Linked DNA regions of Homo sapiens: region 1 is linked to region 2. A link is an interaction called in ENCODE POLR2A ChIA-PET data of the cell type or tissue named here. Cell type or tissue: PC-9. All regions are shown on one strand. Links, peaks and the distances in the headings refer to the core of each region. The heading gives the core; the rest is flanking DNA.

Evidence for each region. Peaks named below come from ENCODE experiments on the same cell type or tissue, not always from the same donor. Only the 100,000 strongest peaks of a DNase experiment are listed, where the experiment ranks them.
Region 1: POLR2A ChIA-PET joins it to region 2 with 7 read pairs; 2 of 35 experiments call an interaction of 5 or more read pairs at or near these places.

What each region holds. Positions count from the first base shown.
Region 1 is chr20:35,659,417-35,662,222 of GRCh38, reverse strand. The region is part of intron 1 of CPNE1 (copine 1); the gene reads left to right. The region is part of intron 1 of RBM12 (RNA binding motif protein 12); the gene reads left to right. Among named protein-coding and RNA genes, the nearest start is that of CPNE1, 4.1 kb to the left of the region's middle. In PC-9, for the core only: no CTCF peak of the experiment used is centred there; a DNase peak (open chromatin) is centred at 982; H3K4me3 peaks cover 1,481 bases; H3K27ac peaks cover 698 bases.
Region 2 is chr20:35,319,086-35,321,891 of GRCh38, reverse strand. All of the region lies in intron 7 of UQCC1 (ubiquinol-cytochrome c reductase complex assembly factor 1), which reads left to right. Among named protein-coding and RNA genes, the nearest start is that of FAM83C, 28 kb to the right of the region's middle. In PC-9, for the core only: no CTCF peak of the experiment used is centred there; DNase peaks (open chromatin) are centred at 1,321 and 1,801; H3K27ac peaks cover 1,682 bases.

The sequences.
Region 1 (2,806 bases), core at 8-2,507, 340 kb before region 2:
TATTTTTGACAGGAGGAATATCTTATTTAGAAATGTCTTCTGATTTGCTGCCTTTGAGTACGGAATGGAGGTTAATGGAAAAATTGAGTAATGCGTTATAAAAAGTACACATCTCCATCAGTGTCAGAATAATTTTTTCATTAAGAGTGATCCCAGACTTTGATATATGGTCCATTTGGGAATGGGGAACAAAATCAAGTGGCTGAAACTGTGGTTGTTTCATAATGTTTATTATAATGTGATTATACTGTTTTTAGCATTGTGCCCGTTGTGATTGGTTCTCTGTTGCTAATCTCTGAGGTGAACATTTGAGAGTTTGTTTCTTTTGGATCTGAAGAACCTAGCTCTGCTGTACCCTGGTTCTTGTTGATTAAAGAGTGATAACTGAACAAAGTTAAAGTTCACTTTTGGATGTTTACTACCAGATGAAGAGTGAAAATAGTCGTTTTAGTTTGTGCCTTGACTTCTTGATGAAGAGATTTGTTGTCAGACATTTTTTTCTGAAATTCCAAGTGATTAGAATGGCTAGTAAATACGAAAGTCTGTCTTGCCATAATATGTTAAATTTTTGTAGCAGATACTTGTGATTTGTGCATGCATCCGGTATTTTGTCAAGTTGAAGCAAGCCTTTATGTTAGGACTAATTCCTGATAATATGAATGGAAAACATACTAAAGCCAGCTTCTTGTTTTAGATCTTCTGAAGTATATCAGTGGCTTTAATGACAAATCAGGCCCATTTTCTCCTTTCCTATCATTATGCTGTATGTATAGATAGAATATGTATTTTAGATGTTTTATTGTTTAGTTATTATTTTAGTCTTATCCTTCTAAAGTTCAGCAAAGCTTTAGGTAAATGGCGTGGATTTTTGAAATCCTGCATTCAGTCGCTAGCTGACATTTAGAATACAGGAATAGTAGTTTCCTGGAAAACAGTGACACTTATGTTAAATTCTTGTGGTTTTTACAAAGTGAGGTGTCAACACAGAAGTATTTCAGTTCTATTTCCATTTACCTTTCCCTTTTGAAGAGGTATAATACCAAGGGTTGTGAAGTTCTGACTTGTAGCATCAACTTTCTGCATGGTTTTCCTTGGTATGGGGTGGGGTGGGTATTCCTCTTTGCTGAAATAGAAGAGAATCATAAATTTCTATCTGGATTGATTTTGTGCTTTAAGTTGTACACATAAAACTTGAACTAGGCATTTGTCAAATTCAGCTGGGCCTTTCAGCCTTGCCTTGTGGAATGAGAAATATCTTCCTTTTAAAGGTAATTTCTGGTAACCTTTTAGAAATTTTTGAGAGTAGACCTGGTGAGTTCCCTTTGAGCTTAACTGGCTGACCCCAGATATGTCCTTCTCAAGATAGACATACGGTATCTTTTGAGTTTGCAAGGGAAGAGGCTGAGAGGAACCTTCTTACCTTATATTCAGGCATATGCCCTGGCCCCATACCTGACCTTTTGAATTGGAATCTCCAGTAGGGATCAGATGTTTATTACAAGTTCTAGAAACTAGAAAGTTACCCTGTTATGTGGCTGCTGGAGTCAAACCTGTACATAAATATTACAGTACTTCATGCTCTTGCTCATTGCTTTACTTGAAGCAGGTTTTTTTCTGTTTCACATTTTCCTTTGTGACCTGTTAAACTACTAGATATGGCTTTCAAATGAAGAATTTTTAAACTCCTTAGACTTAGTTAGGCTAGGCCAGGCGTGGTGGCTCACACCTGTAATCTCAGCACTTTGGGAGGCTGAGGCGGGTGGATCACTTGAGGTGAGGAGTTAAGAGACCAGCCTGGGTAACATAATGAAACCCCTGTCTCTACTAAAAATACAAAAATAAGCTGCGGGTGGTGGCGCAAGCCTGTAGTCAGTCCCAGCTACTCCAGAGGCTGAGGCATGAGAATAGCTTGAACCCAGGGAGGCGGAGGTTGCAATGAGCCTAATGAGCCTAGATCGCGCCACTGCACTCTAGCCTGGGCGACAGAGCGATACCCTGTCTCAAAAAAAGAAAAAAAAAAGAGGCTAGATTTCTACAACATGTAAAAGATTAATACAATGCTCTAGACTTTTGATTGTGTTGATTACATATTTGCATAGCTTTTTGTGGTAAAACCATCTCACTATTCTTTAGCAACTTGAGTAGTTGACTAGACGATGAATAGTTTGTCCTTTAGAAAATCACACAGATTTTTGAAATATGTTTTACTTTTTGGCGATGAATATTAAGGTCATTAGTTGTATTTTGGTCTTGGAAGATACTAATTTAAGATGAGCATCATTTGGAAAAGTAGTCGTAGGTAATCTTAATACTGAACAGTGGCAAATTTCTTCTCTCTCCGAATTAAAACATGACCTTTGAAAAAAAATAAAAAGCAAAAAATGACCTTTGAATATAGTTGTCTAGACATTTGGTCATATATGCTTGTGACTTGTTAATAACCTCACCAGTTTGGAAGAAATGACAGTGAAAGATGAGTGACCTGTTTTTATTTTGGGATATACTCTTAATATGTCAGGCATTTTTAGGGTGTTTTTAAATTTTATTTTATTTTATTTATTTAAATTTTACAAGTTTTTGAGAACTGTTGTGATGTCAGAGGAAAAAACACTTTCCCTTAATATTTTGTTAATATTTTGAGCTCCAGTGGAATTAGTCCTTATAGCAAGAACTCATACTTCATTTGTTTTGTGATGTTGGATGCTATTTTGTGCAAAATAAAATATATTGAAAGAATAATTGCAGTAATTTCCATGAGTACCCTTGAATTGCTATCTTAAGTTGTCCAAGAATTGTTATTGTGCGA
Region 2 (2,806 bases), core at 205-2,704:
CAAGCCTGAGGGAAGGACTCCTGTACTTCGTGACTATATAGAAATTAGGGCTGCTGGTTCTGCAATTCTGTCTGCCAACCATGTCCCTTGTTTTTCAGCACATTATCAGGCTATGCAGTCTTGAACATGTAGATCCCAAGCAGCAAAACTAGAATTTTCAAAATAAATAAGAAAGGGGTTTGTATTATTATTACTATGTTGTAGAGACAGGACCTCACTTTTTTGTCCAGGCTAGTCTTGAACTCCTGGCCTCAAGTGATCCACCTGCCTTGGCCTCACAAAGCATGGGGATTATACACGTAAGCCACCTTGCCCAGCCAATAAGGGAATATTTTTAAACAGCATGTCATCATAGCAAGCTTCCCTTGTACATTAAAAGTTTGAAATGTTTAAAATGGATTTTAAAATGGACCTCCTCATGCTGGGTTTAGGTTGGCCTTTCATCGCAACGGGAACATACTCTATTTAAATGTTCACATTATTTTCTAAAAAGAGAAAAAGAAATTGTCTTTCATTTAAAATATTTTTCTTTTTATTCTTGGTATTAACAACTTTTTCTGGAACTGCTCAATATGCATGCGTGCCTGAGCGTGCGCGCGCGCGCGCGCACACACACACACACACACACACACACACACAGTTTTGTTTGTATTTTGTCATCATTGCTAAAAGACCCTCAATAGATCTTTCAGTCGTAATGCATGTGAGTTAACAGGTAGACTTTTTTATTTGGTCTCTCCATGTCCCCCGTCTCTCTTGTCTGTCTACTCTTACTCTGTTTCTAAGTATCTCACAAAATATTCCACAGTGGGCTAATTTCTAACCTGAACTTTAAATAGGCTAGCTGATGTTCAGTGCACATCAGCCTGTTGCCGCACAATGACTGTAGAACATGGCGTTGGCACTGCAAAGCATTGGTGGTGGCATTACTGTCTACTACAGCAAACTAAAACATGACCTACAATCTTGTGTTGCATTGTTGCCTTATGATGAATTTGATATAGTCCTTAGGCTTCAGCCAGCAACTCTAGCTGTCCTTTGTCATTCATTCATTCCAGCAAATTCTTAGTCTGCTACTGTTAGCAACTTTGCTTCAAGCCAGTAACCTTAAAGCTTATTCTCACCTTCATGCTCATCAGTGTTTTCCATACCAACTTTCTTCTGTTTTCCCATTCCCCCACCATAATTACACCCACTCTCAACCTCAGGTTTTCCCAGGAGTGGAGCTTGGCTCTACTAGGGATATCTGATGTATTAGTAACCGGCCACTGATGACCCATCTGGTGGCTGTCTCTAGCTGCCACTGGAACTGGAATCTCTGAGTTGTGTTTACTCAAGACCACATTAGCATTTCTTAGTTCTGCCTCTGCAGATAGCCTGAGCTGTGGGGCACAGGAAGGGGCAGCTACATTCCTTCCAGTGTCTATTCCAACACAGGTAGGCAATGGAGTTGGATTGCTCTGTATTCTTATCTTGACCCCACTATTTCCTAGCTGTCTAGCTTTAACTTTCCCAAACATCAGATTCCTCTTCTCTAAAGTGGAGACAGTAACAGTTCCTGTCTCTTAGAGTCCTTGGGAAGGTTTAAGTGGGCTAATGTGTAAAGTTGTAGCACAGTTATTGGCACTTGGTAAATAATGAATGATGGGACCCGTCTCCAGACTTGAATCACTTTGGGGCACCTGTAGATGGGGGAGAGGGCAGACTTAGTAGAGAAAATATGTGTGCTAAGTCTTAGAGGATAAGGAGTTAGCATCCCTTCCATCAGTGGATAAAGAAGAGAAGAATTCCTGGCAGCAGTATGACTAAGAAATAGATGACAGCATGATGTATCTGTGCACATACTTTACTGACTGCAGGGTGAAGTAAGATGGGGAGGCAAGAGGAGGGGAGGCAAAAAAGATGGCCAAGAGCAGATCACTAGAAGCCTTGTAGAGTCCATGGAGGAGTTAAAACTTGATCTCCCATCAGTCCCTGTATCCACATAGTCTGGTTCCTCTGTTAAGCAGTCACATAAATATCTTTAAGGCAGCAACAGTGAAAAGGGGAAAGAGAGCAGCGAATTGGCCTCAAATGAACTGGCATCTCTTTAAAGCTAATATTCCTCCTTGAGAATGCTACTTTAATTAAACATGTGCCCTGCAAGATTCATTATTGCCTTACTTGTGTTCTCTGTTGGTTGTCTCATTCATTAATCTGCCGATTAGTAACCCTGAACTCTTGCATCCCTTCCTTTTTTTTGCATTCCCTTTTTAATATACTATGCTGTTTCCCCTGGGACATAAACTCCAGGACCCGTCCCTGGCCTGCTCGTGTTTGTTTTCTTTGCCCCTTGTGCCTGCCTCTGCTATAATATTTGTAGTATGTGTTAAGTAATCCTTAAGGTAACATTTTTATTATGTCATAAAAAGTGCATGGCAAATATATTATAACTCATGGACTTTGTTTAAAAATGAACGGATAATTTATTGAGTGTGTTACATGAGCCTCACTCCCCTCCCCATTTCAGCTGAGACCTGCTGCTCATTTAGCCAAGCCTCCTATTGAGTGCTCCCTCCCTGTGACATGCTGGGAAAGCAGGCCTGTGGTTGGCTAGAGGTGACATCATAGTTTATGTACTCAATAAAAATTTAATTAAGTCATTACAGGAATTGCAGTCATCATTTAACCCTCTGATTTCTTCTGTTTAGTTTATTATTAAACATTCAGTAATACCAGTCACTGAATCCTGGTGGCTTATAAAATATCTGCATGAATTTTAATGGCTTAAATAAATGGGAAAATATGAGTAACTGATATAAAAGGA